Linked DNA regions of Homo sapiens: region 1 is linked to region 2. A link is a contact called in ENCODE Hi-C data. All regions are on one chromosome and are shown on one strand. Each heading gives the region's core, a stretch centred on a gene start or an enhancer-like site at or near the end of the contact. The rest is flanking DNA. Distances are from core to core; before and after follow the strand shown.

Region 1 (6,857 bases), core at 3,326-5,825, 240 kb before region 2:
CTATCCTCTCTGCCCCACAGAAGGCCGGACGTCCCGGGCCATCACTCCATAAAATCCTGTTTCTTTGGAAATGAGGAGAAAAGAGAAACCTCTCCTGTCCATCCAGGCTGCCACTTCTGGTGGCACTGCAGGACACCCCTTCTGGCTGGCAGGGGTTCATCCCAAAGCTTTCTGACCTAAATAGAAAGCTCTGTGCCTAGTATGGATCTAGCTGCCAAAAGATTTTCACTGTTCAATCAGCAGATTAGGGCTGTAGATAAGCAGACACCAACATCCCTGATGTCTTGTCCCTGCTGAGGGCTGGAACCTGAGGGGACTGCCCTGCTGACCTGTCTTTTCTGAATGATCACATTCCCAAAATCTTTCTCATTGCTGGTCATCCCAGTTGGAGGCCTGCAGTAACACCCACAGTGAAAACCTCCCTTTACCTCCTCTGTTAAGTGAGGCTGTTGGTTGGATTCTTAGCAGCATAAAACCTATCAGTAAACTAAAACTAGAGAGGCTGGGGAAGGGGGTCTAGTGGACACCAACTGCTTGACTAGATCCCAAAACCAGCCTCAAAAGAATGAAAAACATAGCCCTGCATGGGCAAGAACAGGTATGGAGGTAAATGTGATAGGGCTGTTGCTTCTCAACAACAGTAACAGCTTATGTGCTATTTCTTCTTCTTTTCTTCTTTAAACACAACACAGAACAGAATTCCTACCAAGGCAAAATTATAACTTCAGCTGGGGAGGGACCAACACCTCTTAGATATCAGCATCCTGGCTGCTGCTTGGGAGCTCCCCGTGGCTCTGCCGGGACCCAGTCAACTGTCCGGGTTCTTATCCGCCTCTTTGGAATGGATGATGTACATGAAGGTCTGCTCGATGGTGAAGTCAGGGGGGAGGCTGCCTTTGTGCACACCAACATGTTTGCTCATGAGGTTAAGGGTGGAACTGTAGTGCCCACAGACTGTGCAGCGGTACATGAGGGCCCCCGAGTGTGTCTTTAGGTGGCACTTGATGGTCGAGCGGCCTCGAAAGAACTTGTGGCACACCTTACATTGGTATGGCTTCTCCCCCGTGTGGATCCGCCGGTGGTAGTTGAATTCGCTTGTGTGGGCAAATCTTTTGCCACAGACCTTGCAGCTATACTTGCTGTTCCCAGGTTGGCCCTGCAGCGCCAGCTCTTCACCCAGAAACTCCTCTGCTGGCAGCTTCCGCTTCTGGAGAGCTGGGTGCTGCAGCCCAAAACCAGGCCGTGCATCAAGGCCACTGTTGCATTTGTGCTGGCTGACGTGGTAGCGATAGGCAGCCTCTGACTTGAAGCTCTGGCTGCACAAGCGGCAGTGGAAGAGGGCGTCTTCCAGACTTTGGTGCACAGCCATGTGCTTCTCTAGAAGATGCCAGTCCACAAAGCTGTTCGCACAGACAGAACAGGAGAAGACTGAGATGCCGAGATGGGACAGCGTGTGCCACATGAGGCTGCAGAGGTTAAGGTGACGCTGGTCGCAGACACTGCAGGCCTGGCCCTTCAAGTTTAGATGGTCAAGGATGTGGCCCCGGACCACATGGAAATCTTTGGCCAATACTTTCCCACAGGCAGCGCATTTCAGCTCTGGGGAGGCTGCCCCTGAAAAGAGACCCAGCTTCCCTGGCAGGGGATCGTTGGGGTGGACAATGATGTTGTTCTCAAATATTCCATCCCGTCGGTGAAGGGTCAGCTGCCACTGGGTAAAGAACTTAGTTTCACACATGTCGCAGGAGAAAAGGAAAATACCAATGTGGGACAGGACATGAGTTACCCGGGAGTTTCGGTCCTGGAAGTGGGTCTCGCAGACCTTGCAGTTGCCCGTCAGCAGGTCCACATGGTCCCGAGCATGCTGCCGGATCAGTTGAATGTTGGGCTCTAGAACTTTCTTGCACACCTGGCAGGGCATGGCCTTATTCTCCCGATTGTCATTCTCTCCAAAAGCCAACTCATCCTCACTGTCATCACTCAGCTCAATCACCTCCTCAGTTGTGCCTATATCCTCAGCAGGGTCTTCAAACTGCAAGTCATCATCCCCCAGGTCCTCGAGCTGGAGCTCATCCATCTGCCCAAAGCCAGGATCTTTGGAGTGCTCACTATTGCTCAGACAGGAGTTGGTCCCAGTGGTAATGTCTACTGCATTGTCAGGGGTGAGGAAGCTGTTTTTACTGAAGTCTCCATTGCTTTGAACTTTGTATGGCTGGCAGGAGCTCGTGCTGGTCTGGATGCCCGTGCTGACAGTGCCTAGGAGTGGCTGGGTCATCATGCTAGGAATGGACGTGAAGGGAGCAGGGGTGTCATGGTCTTCTGTCTTTGGCGGTGGTGGGGGCGGTTGCGGCAGATGCAGGCTATGGTTAGCGTCACTGGCAACATTCTTCTCTTCCTCTTTATAGCTCCCTCCAGCATCACTGGGCAACACATAGTTTCTATCAGCACCAAGGTAGTCCCCACCACCTCGGAGTTCTCCAAGGGGATGGGCAGGTTCTGCCGAAGGACAACTCAGGGTACCAGAGTGGCTCTCACTGGTGCTGGTCAGGGGCTTGGCCCTGGCAGTGCTCTCCAGATCAGGAAAGGTAGAGTGACAGGCCTGGAGGAGGTCCTCCATACCCAGACGCTCAGCTACCTCGTAGATGACCCCAACATTGATCAGGTCTGTGAAGAGTTCTGAAGTGTAGACAAAGCTCAGAACCTTCTCAAAGTTGGCAGGGGTGATGAAGTCCACCACATAGGTCCTGGCAGCATCAAGCCCAGTATTCAGGAAGAGGTTCTGGAAGTAGCCAGCTGCACAGGCCAGCACAGCCTTGTGGGCCGGGAAGGAGCGGCTCCCCACCACAATGGTGACGTCGCACATGGTCTCTGAGAGCCGGCACTTGTTGAGTTCCTTCAGCAGGTTGTTGGGGTGGTTGGTGCTTTGCAGTTTGATCCTCATGCCCATCTTAGCAGCTCCTATGAAATTACCTCCTTATCAGCACAGTTAATCTGTGGATAGCAAGAGAAAAAGATGGATGGCCAAACACATCCGTGCAAAAGAGGGGCTATGCAGGAGAAAATACCATCACTCTGAATGCTTCCAAGCCCCAGGTAGGGATCAGGAGTAAACTGGCATGGAGAGTTCCTCCATTATGACAAGGCAATGACATCTCCCCCTGTATATACTCAAAGAGTTATGACAAAAACCAAAACGACTGATGACAATCTGATAGCTTGGTTTTAAGCTGGTGCCTAGAGACGAACCAGAGGCATTCCCTTGGACACAATCTTATACTTCATTACCAGAGCCACTGGATCAAATTTTTCTCCTATTAATTTCCTCCCAAATACAAGCTTTCCTAATTCATTGAGCATATTCTTTTCCCTCATGATGCCAAATACCATGCACATGCTTGAACACAACTATCAAAGCTCCACTAGCTACTGAGGAACATATAAGGTGGTTCCGTTTTTTAGCTTTGTCATTGCTGTGTCTTCAACCTCTCAATAATCTCCAAATAAATCTCACGTTCTTGAATCCCCATCTCTCTCTGCCTATACTACATACCCGCTCTCTGGCCTTTCGATAACCCAGAGCCCCTCCAGATATTGCTTTATCACAGTCCCTGTATTCTGTGAAGTTAAAACACTCAGAATGCACAGTAAGAAAAGTAGAACACAACTGTGGTAGTATTTAATATTACTTTAATATGTTGTATTCTTTTTCGCCACCCTTTTCGGGGTTTATATTTTGTTGTCCCTGCACTAACAGATTTACTTGATGCCGCAAGAAAGACTTCTAATTATACAGGTAAGACTCCTAGAGGCTTGTTCACTACCACTTTCTGCCCTTTCTGACTCCTGCACGACTAAGGAAGAAGAGCTACTTGCATCCCTGTTCAGTCTCACAACTCTGCCCAACACAGCCCCTTTCTCCATCTCTCCAGATTCTAACAACTCCCAACTTTTTCTGGGGCCCAGGAAGCGTCTAAGTATTGTGGGGTACCGGCCAAGCATCTCCCGGGCCCTGGTGGCCACCCCTGAACGATGGGCGGGTCGGAGCACTGGGCAGCCAGAGGAGAGGGTGGGAGAGGGGGAAGCTGGGAACTTCCAAGGACACCCCAACAATCCCCGGGCGCCGCGGTCTCCCCTCCGGAGTCGCATCTGGGAGGGAAGGGCGCTGCATCGGCTGGGGCGCTCCCTCTGGAGGCAACGAGCGCCTCAGTCCCTCCACAAACAGCGCGGGGCTCACCCGGGTGAGCCTGTTGGGGGCATGGGGCTGAATAAGGGGCCAAGCGAGGGGCGGCGGGGCCGGCCGGGGTCGGCGCGCGGGCGGGGAGGATGGGTCCGGCCGAAGGGAGCGGGCAAGAGGGACCCCAGCAAGAGCGAGATAAATGCCGGGCCGAAGGTCGGGCTTCGGCCAGGGGCAGCCCTCGGCCTGGCCGCGCTTACCCGGCTCTGCGGCGCCCCGAGCACCATCGCCGCCGCCGCTTCACACAAAGGCCCCGGCCCGCCGTGCCCGGCCCGACGAGGAGGCGGCGCCGCCGGCCGCGGCCAGACTCTCCATCCGCCGCGCGGCTCGCCGCGACGGCCCGGGCCGCCCCCGCCGCCCGGCCCGCAGCGCCCCCCGCCGTCCCGGAGGAGGCAGCGCCCCCCGCCGCCCGGCCGCAGCGCCCCCCGCCGCCCGGGAGGAGGCAGCGCCCCCCCACGGCGGGGCCGGGTCCAGGACCTGCGCGAGGGGTGCAGGGGCTTCCAAGTCCCCAGGCTGGCTTTTTCTAAGCGCCCATCCACTGTGCGCGGGACTTGGTGCCTGAAGAGTGAAAAACCCTATCCAAACTCTCTTCACCTCCCCTGTTCTACGCTCACAGTTCCAAAAGCTTCTCCTCAGAACATCTACTATGGGCATTTTACAAAATGTTGTAAGATTGTTTGATTACTATATATCTCCTCCACTAGGCTGTGGGCTTCCTGAAGGCAGGGATCTGTGGCTTTGCACACGGCCGCAGGTCCACACTGACCCTTACCACACTTCCTGGCACAATAAGTGCTTAATACATTAAGCCTGCTTGAATGAATGAAGGAGCACTTGAGGGCTAGACCGCTACTACTGGACCCTTCTGATAATCCACTGCTGTCCCTCCTTCCATCTAGGTGGCCAAATGAAGAAAGTCACCGGATCTCACTGTACTTTGGCACCCCAGGCCTGCTTCCTGAAGCCTGCCCTCCCCAACTCTGTGTAGAACTCGATCACTCTTCCTCCCCACCCTTCTCCCAAATCATCTTTTCAAATGCTTCTGCCCAAGAATTGTCATCAAACGAAAACCACCTACACTGCCTGCCCCACCCACCACCACCAAAGACATTAGAAGTCTTCGTCATGTCGCCCTCCCTCCCTCAGTACAGAGGAAGCTCTTAGGCTCCAAGACCCTTCAGTTTCATCCTCTCTCCCATCCCATCCCAGTCACTGCCTGAAAATAGCTTGCAGCCAAGGACAAACTCCCAGGACAGGCGCATGGTAGGATTCAGTAATTCCTTGATGGATAAGTGGAAAGGAAGGGACACACTGAATGTTGCCAACAGATCTAAGCCAGTTTGGCCATTCAGCAATTGTCCATTCTCTTGATGAATTTGGGAGATTGTGTGTCCTCCTTTCCACAACCTCATTAACTGGTGGCAGACTATACTGAAAGCAAGCACTATACCAAATGCTGCCAAACATGTAACATTTGTTAGCCAGGAGATACAAAAACAGCCATAGAACTGTTCTTATAGTTTGGGGATGAGGCATCTCACTTTACCATCTAGTGAAAGGGTCACTTAGAGGTTGACACAATGTTTCAGTGGCAGGCCCAGCTCTCACAGTTGTGCAAGGTGACTGAGTCTCCCTAAAGTGGAATATCACACAGCCAGCAGGTCCAGACCTCCAGCATGACTCTGGAGACAGAGGGCTGCTGGGCTTGCAAGGGCCTGGGCCTATACAGTCTTTCTAACCAACTGCCCCAGCCATCTCTGGAGGGTTGACCCCAATAAACTTCACATGAAAACAAATCATCCAAAAGACGCAGGTGAAAGTATATACCACTTATACTGAAGTCTTTTTAAAGTAAATCACCATATAGTCACAATAACAAACATATACAAAGTTAAATGGAGAAGAAAGGGCCAGGAATTTAGTCAAGGTCTTGTGGACCAGATCTCTTTAGGCATCAACTGTTTTACAACAGGAAAGGGAGGGTCAGGATCCCTTCACACATTCTTCAAGTACAAACACAGGAATCTAACTTAACATTTGTCTTCATTTTTTTCTGGAGTCCCCAGTACTGCAATTTTTGTCAGTCCCACTAGAGAGCAATCTTTCTGCACTTAATGTTCCTACTTGCAAAGCAATTGTCTCATCTCAGCCTATAAGCCTAACTCCCACCAAGTCTGAGCAGAACCAACTCTTGTAGCTTTCATGACCCAGAGAAAGCCCCTAGACTCTGCAAAAGTGTCCCCAGTTTTAAGCCCTATAGATAGATAATTTTGAAAAGTCAAAGAGATGACTCACTGGAAAAAGGGTCTAGGCTCTGGGGTGGGGGCATTCTTTGACCTCTGGCTATAAAGCTGACATAAGTAATACTAGGGTGAGTATTCCCTCCTTTCCCCGCCCCCCACTATACAGCTGTCATTCCAAAGTGGCCCCAAGTCAGGCTGTAGGAAGATAGAATTTTCACTAGAATGAAAGGACTGCAGGAAGTGGCCTCTGGCTCTGTGGCCCTGTCCTTACACTGCCTTGGGAAATCTATGTGTTGATGTTTTATCAGTGCAATTCAGGGGCATAACAAAGGCCCCTGTACCACGCTAAGATAAGGAGCCTGAGGATTTCACTGGCTGTT
Region 2 (7,216 bases), core at 3,821-6,320:
TCCCGAGGCACCGAGATGATCATGATTGCATCAGCCAGACAGAAGCGGAGCCGGGAGCTGCGCGGTGAGCGAACGAGTGAGACAAAGCCGCCCGCGCCATCTGTTTATGCAAAGCGCTCTCCGCCGGGGACCCCGGCGTCCCGGCTCCTGGCCGGGCTTGGGGCAAGGGTCATAAGCCCATTCCCACCCGGCGCCCCCACCGCGCCTTGGCTTCCCCTCTCCTCAGCACCCAGAGGGCCGCTGGGCGAGCGGAACGGAAAGGGGGCGGGGGTGTTGATGTGATTGGAGCGGACGCGGCTGTTTCTTCAATAATGGATGGAGATGATGCGGATGGCGAAGCCGAGCTGGCCGGGAGAGGAGAGAGGAATAGAAATGGGGAAAGGAAGGAGTGGGGGCGGGAGACTCACCCCGGCGCGCGCACACACACACTCGCGCGCGCACGTGCGTCACACTGTCATTCGGATACACGCCGCCGCGCGGCTCACACCCAGGCACACGCCTACGCACTGTCACTGAGACACACATACCTGCAGGCGGAGACGCGATGGCAACACACACTCCCCGCTGGCTCTTCCTGATTTTCACACATACACAGACCTGCAGGCGGAGACGCACGGAAACGCCCCCACGCGGAGGCACACCCGGGCAAAATCACCCAGATGGGAGCTGGGGACGGGGAAGTGGACAAACCCGACAGATATAGACACACTCAGGGGCACAGACACACACCCGGGCACAGAGTCGGACACACCTGGGGCTCAGGTAGACACACCTCACATACCCAGGGAACAAACGGACACACACTAACCACACGCCGGAGATACAGACGTCCATAATTGCCAGGGGCACGGAGAGCCCACCCACACCCACTCAGAGGCTAGCACACCTTAGCATATGCAGGAGTTGCCATCTGTGCCCTGCGGGGTGGAATGTGGCAGGGAGGTCGTCAGGGTCTCCGGAGCAGGCCTTGTTAGCCTAGCAGTATGATGAGGTCTTGGTGACAGGAGGCGCCTGGGGCTGTGGACTAGGAGGCCCGTGCACCAGGGCTTAGCTGTCTGCAAGCTTCCTTGACTGGCCCCTAGGGCGGGTAGCGCCGACGTTGGGCTGCCCCTGAGCAGCAGACCGGGCGGACCCCACTGACCCAAATCGGGCAGTTTCGTGGAGGGAGAGCCTAAAGGGAACACTGGAGCTGCACCGAGAGATTCTCAGGATCCCCAACACTGCTGCTGGTGGGGTTTATAGAAAGGGTCACTCTGTACTCTGCCTTTTCCCCCCGTGCTGCCCAGTCTTCCAACTTCAAGGGGCACGTGTGTGTGTGTGTGCGCGCGCGCGCGCGCTGAGTAGAGTGGGCAGTGGAGGAGGTTGGGGTGCCGGTTGTCTTGTACCCCAGTACCGGCCCTTCCTCGGATCTGTTTTCAATTCAGTCTGCTCCTTGGCCCAGACTTATGACCTTTGCAGCATGCGGCAGTATCATCCATCACCCAGGCGCCGTTTAGGGGGATGGAGGGCGCTGGGAGCTCACATAGGGTCGCTGTCACGCCTGCCGCCCTCTCTGGGGACCTGCTCTCCGGCCCGCGGGCCAGGGCTTAAGAGTCTTGGTGAGTAATGACGGGAGGGTGTGACCGTGGGGCTCGATCGGGACACTGGGTCACATGTCCCCACCCCTGGTACCCTAGCACCCCTCCTTCTAGTTCAGCACAGCCTGTTTCCCCGCTTTTCCCGCCCCCCTTCTCTCGGGCCCTTTGCTTAATTTCCTATTAACTGCTGATAAATCCAATTAAACCGCCGCTCTAATTAGGGACAGCTGCCGGCTCAGTGAGGCTAGGGAGGGGGGCGCCCCCCGAGTGTTGGGGGAGAACAGCCGCTCTCCCTGCTTCTCGGCATCCGCACACCAGCATTGCCGCCCAATGAGCCAGTAAATTGGTTTTGCCTTAGCATTGGCGGGGGTCTCTCGAGGATCTCGGGGGGCTCTGATTTTGAGTCCCTCAGACCTTGATGAATAGAGACGACCCGAGCCCTCGCGGTCCCTCCCCTCATACATTCCTGGTAGGTGGATTTCAAGGAAGGATAAGGACAGAATGCTTGATTTGCGTGTGGTTGGTGTGTGTGTTTGCCTGTGATCTGTTCCTATTCCAGCTCAATCGCGATTAAAGGGGGGGGTCTTCTTTAATGACTCCGCCCCCACCCCCTCAGGCATCCGGGACCGTCAAGGGCAAAGGGAACAGAAAACTGAACCCGGTTCTGCAGAGTCTTCTTGTGTGCTTCCCTACCCCCATCACACCTCAGCCTTCTGGAAGGGGGGCGCGCCCGTCCCAGGCCTCCTCTTCCCCAGCCCAGCTGAGCCTCTGCCCTCCCCCCGCCAGCAGCAGATGGTGCCCGGGCTCCCGCTGCCAACCTTGCTAGGCGGTGCCAACCTCGGTCCTGGCAGACAACGGGCAGACGAGAAGAGGAGCTCCTGGCTGGCCAAGCCGACCCTCCCCCACCCGGCATCGAGCTCAAGACCCCCCCCACACACGCCTGCCCCACTCCAGCGACCACCCCAGCCTGCCTCTCACTGGGTCCGCTCTCAGGTCCCCAAACTCCTCGTCTCCTTCTGCTCCCTTCCCCACACCTTCCTGCTCCTCGCCACCTGCCGCCCTGACCAGGGCCGGCGTATTTGCATATTTGCATATGCAAATAATAACATTTGCATACGGTGCTCCGCAGGGGTGTCTCCGCGAGAGCCGGTTAGCTGTCTGCCCTCCGTTCTCACTCGGTACCTGTCGGAAAGGGTTAGGGCAGGGGCCGCGCGGGTGGGGTTAGGCCCCCGGCCTAGCTAGCTCGGTTCTCGGAGGACTTGAGGAAGTGTTGCCATGGAGACGGCACGCACCCCACCCCCTCCCAGGCCCAGGGTCTCGGGCTTGGTGTCTCTGGTTGTCTCCCCTTACCCACCCTCCACCCCCTCCCCATCCCTCGCTCTCCAACCGAGATCTTGCATCGCCCCCTGGCGGCCTAGCTCGGCGCCAAGCCAGATTCCGAAATGCAAGGGGCTGCCTGCGGCTAAATCGCCAAGAGCAAGGGGGGACTTACCCTACTACAAGATCCTGCTCCCAACCGCTGGGGCGCGGGGGCGGCGACTCCAGCCCTGCGCTCCCCTTTCTTTACTGACTACAGAGGCCTCACCTGGCGGGCGCACTTCCCACCTCCCGCCAACCTCAGCCCAGATGGGTCTCAGGTTACCCGATGGTAACGAGGCGGGACAGCTAGGGAGGATTCTCCACCCCTCCGCAGGCCCTCTCCTCAACCCCAGTTAAATAACAACTTTTCTAAGTTTTGTCAAAAGTTTAATAAATTCGCAACATTCGACAGTTCGCCCTCCCTCGCCCCCGCCCCCCGCCCCAGTCCCTGGCTCCTCCTAGTAGATACGCGTTTTTTTCCAGCTCTTGCAAGCGGGGCCTGAAAGGTTTCGGGTCCGGGCTGCTCTGGGCAGCAGGTATCCGAGGCCCCAGGCTGGGGAAGGGGGCGAGAACCAGTCCCTTCCCGGAAGCCCCGTCGCGCTCAGGCGGGCCTTCCTACCCCTCCTCTCCCAGCAGTCCCGTTGCTTTCGCCCCCCTCCCCAAACTCCACTGGGCCCGCCCAGAATGGGGTGTGGGTGTCTCCCGCTTGCAGGCGCCCGCACGCCTAAATTTCCTCTAGAAAGTCGGTGGGAAACAGCCCCACCTTGCGGCCGGTGTAGACCTTGACGTAGCCGCCCGCTTCGTCTCCTTTCTGCACCACGATCTAGAAGATTAAAGGATCAGAAGTAGGAGAGGAATCAAAGGAAAAGGTAGGAGAGGACAGCAGGGGAGCCGGGGTTTACAGGGGCTCACCCTAGTCTTATTAATGGTTAAGCTCTCCAAGGAGTGTGGTGGGCTAGGGAGCATTCAGGCCTGGGATTGGGTTGGGGCAACAGCCTACCTGGTCCTTCTTGAGAGTGATCTGCCCTATCTCGCGGTTCCCCACGAAGGATCTCGTCACGCGGTGCACACGTTCTCCAGCCCGGACCCGAATGATGAAGTTTGGAGGGAAAAATCCGACCTTCTCCCCGATTTTCCCCTAGGGAAGATAGTAGGGAGAGTCCATCTCTCAATGTCGGGTTCTGGACTCAACCCACACTCCACCCTAGCCCTAGCCATTTCTCTCACCCGCCACCATTCTTCATTGGAGTCATCAATGACTGTGATCTTCTCTCCTGGCCTGGGAGGGGAAGGGAGGGGCCTCACTCACATAGCAGGTCCCCTGCTGTGCCCCGGGTCCAGCATCAATAGGCTCCAAGCCCTGAGTCCCCCCTTTTCCTTTCCCTTGGGGGAACCCAGCTCTTTCCTCTTCACTCCGCAGTACCAGCCCCCTGCCCCAAGGCCTCTCACGGGAAATCCAGATCGTCCTTCTCCAGGGCTTTGAACCGATAGAGAGCCACAAAGTAATGAGACTGCTGGAAGCCAGGCTGCTTGTGCTGGGGGTGCAAGGGAATGATGAGTCTTAGGGCTCCTCTACCCCACACTGAGGGGCAGGATTCCAAGGCAGGGACATTCACCACACACTCTACACTCCAACTCTCTTCTAGGTCCCTGAACTGAGAGAAGTGTTTTGGTCGTGGGTGGGTGTGCAAGTTGATGGAGAGTGTGGGTCAGAAGTGATGGGAAGCCTAGGAGTTAAAGAGTGAGCTTCTGCCAGGGCCATGAGTAGTGGTGTCAGAGCTGGGTTGGGGAGAGAACTGGGTTCCTTGCAGGGAGGAAGGATTCTTACCTTGTCATCAGGTGTCTTCTTCTCAGCCTTCTTATCCCCTTCAGGGTTTCCTGGGATAGGAAACACCAACAAATTGTCTGTCTCCTGGAGGGCAATTCTTATTCTCTTACCCTTTTGTGGAAGGGCCTCGTCTATCCAAAGCTGGCCTGCCCTTTGCTCCTCCACCCTCTGTTCCACAGCTGAGCCTCTGATCCTACTCCATCTCTGGATGGAGGTGGGTAACACTCACCATCCTGGGGTTTGCCTTCCTCTGGTCTGGCCGACTCTGGCTCCTCCTCCATCATGGCTGCTACAGGCTGGAGGGGGCACCAGAGTTAGGGAGACGCTGTCTTGGGAACACATGCCCTGGCTGTCTATAATCAGGTCAGAGAACTATAGAATAATGGGATCTCAGAGATCTCAGAGTTGGAAGAGGCCTTGGAGGAAATATCTAGTTCAGCCATCTGCCTAATGCAGGAACTTTTTTTTTTTTTTTGAGACGGGTCTCCCTCCGTCACCCAGGCTGGAGTGCAGTGGCGCAATCTTGGCTCAGTGCCAGCTCCGCCTCCAGGTTCACGCCATTCTCCTGCCACAGCCTCCTGAGTAGCTGGGACTACAGGCGCCTGCCACCACGCCCGGCTAATTTTTTGTATTTTTAGTAGAGACGGGGTTTCACCGTGTTAGCCAGGATGATCTCAATCTCCTGACCTCGTGATCCACCAGCCTCGGCCTCCCAAAGTGCTGGGATTACAGGCGTGACCCACTGTGCCCGGCCATGCAGGGACTTTCCCTAAAACATCCTATCAGGTGGGTCACCCACATTCTGCTTGAATGTAGCTAAATAACAGGGAATTCACTACCAGATTCCAGGTCCTTGACTATGCTGTCAGCCTTTAAAAATACTCCAGTGTGTAAGTAAAAAGTGAGCAGCATGGTCAGGCGCGGTGGCTTATGCTTGTAATCCCAGCACTTTGGGAGGCCGAGGTGGGCGGATCACCTGAGGTCGGGAGTTCGAGACCAGCCTGACCAACATGGAGAAATCTCCTCTCTACTAAAAATACAAAATTAGCCAGGCATGGTGGCACATGCCTGTAATCCCAGCTACTCGGGAGGCTGAGGCAGGATAATCGCTTGGACCCGGGAGGCAGAGTTTGCGGTGAGCCGAGATCGTGCCATTGCACTCCAGCCTGGGCAACAAGAGCGAAACTCTATCTCAAAAAAAAAAAAAAAAAAAAAAAGAGCAGCACAATTTTTATAATTCCCTTAAAAGAATATAACCCAAGAGTATGTTAGCCCTTCTGGAAGCAGCCATATCACATTGCTAGTGCCTTACAAGTCATTAATTCACTCCATAGAAATCCCTTATCTGTGTCCAACCTCCATATCAACAAGTTTGAGGCCAGATTTCTAGTTGTTTTTTGCAGTTGATTTTTTTGATCAGATATGTACATTTATCTTTTCTTTTCCCTTCCTTCCTTCCTTTCCTTCCTTCCTTCCTTTTTTTTTTTTCTTGACAGGGTCTCACTTTCTCCCCCAGGCTGGAGTGCAGTGGCTTACTGCAACCTCTGCCTCCCGGGTTCAAGCGATTCTCCTGCCTCAGCCTCCCAAGTAGCTGGGATTACAAGCGAGCACCACCACACCCGGATTTTTTATTTTTATTTTTGTATTTTTAGTAGAGACAGGGTTTCACCACGTTGGCCAGGCAGGTTTCGAACTCCTGACCTCAGGTAATCTGCCCACCTCGGCCTCCCAAAGTGCTGGGATTACAGGCGTGAGCCACCATGCCTGGCCGAGTTTTGTGCAATTTTAGGGGAAGACAATCCATTACTTCTGTCAGCTTTCCAAATGGGAAAATGACCTGCTCCATGGGATCTCTGGGAGGGACCTCGTGGGGAGGTACAGTGCTCACATTTTTCTTATCTGCCTGTCCCTTCTTCCGTTCCTTGTTTGCCATGATCACCCCAGTGCGCAGGGTTTCAAACACAGGATCATTGCGATTGGCAGCAGCTAATCGAATGGGAGGAGAAAGAAGACATTATTGGGAAGGCAGAGAAAGGCTTGGAGGAAAGGAAGGGAGAGGTGGGATTGAGTAGATGGATACCCATGTGTGTGTTGGGTGGCGGTGGGGGCGCCGCGGGGAAGATTAGGGAAGGGTCAGCTAGGCAATACCCAGGACACCAATCTATAAAGGACTTTAAAAACATCACTGGTGATGTAAAGTGAGGGAGGAAAGTATTTATTAGAACTCCTTCCAGGCAGAGCATTATATGATGTTTGAAACACAACTTTGCTTGCTTGGGAGCTGAGACATGCGCAGAATCACTATTCTCCTTCTAAGGAGAATGGGCCCTTAACTGCTGGCTTTTGTTCTGCTAAATGGCATGTGTAAGCTGAGGTGCTGCCACCAATAGGTTCTTCTTTTTCACCCATGCTCTTCACAGAGTTCAGCCTCTCCTCCAAATAAATGTTGAGC

What was found. A loop is a pair of places that touch in the nucleus more often than their neighbours do. Pooled maps may share reads with other maps.
Region 1: a map of PC-9 shows a loop between it and region 2 (16-fold over the local background). The contact joins the promoter of ZBTB39 here to the enhancer-like site in region 2. A Hi-C loop is called at or near these places in 2 of 168 maps with a recorded cell type or tissue (PC-9 and naive thymus-derived CD4-positive, alpha-beta T cell), 5 of 37 single-sample maps with no recorded cell type and 13 of 50 pooled maps.

Annotation. Positions count from the first base shown.
Region 1 is chr12:57,001,971-57,008,827 of GRCh38, forward strand. ZBTB39 (zinc finger and BTB domain containing 39) reads right to left here and starts at 4,576. Exons shown (of 2, transcript NM_014830.3): 1 at 4,435-4,576; 2 at 1-2,991. The coding sequence starts at 2,947. The coding sequence ends at 809. RefSeq lists silencers at 4,245-4,394, 4,415-4,774.
Region 2 is chr12:57,240,152-57,247,367 of GRCh38, forward strand. STAC3 (SH3 and cysteine rich domain 3) reads right to left here. Exons shown (of 12, transcript NM_145064.3): 6 at 6,653-6,750; 7 at 4,994-5,060; 8 at 4,765-4,814; 9 at 4,386-4,471; 10 at 4,164-4,215; 11 at 3,937-4,074; 12 at 3,307-3,759. The coding sequence ends at 3,661. It also overlaps a transcript of COXFA4L2 not described here. Among named protein-coding and RNA genes, the nearest start is that of COXFA4L2, 6.7 kb to the left of the region's middle. RefSeq lists enhancers at 1-266, 2,077-2,980. Within about 2 kb of position 5,071, at least 2 of the 41 ENCODE cell types and tissues checked have a DNase peak (open chromatin) inside an H3K27ac peak, as active enhancers do.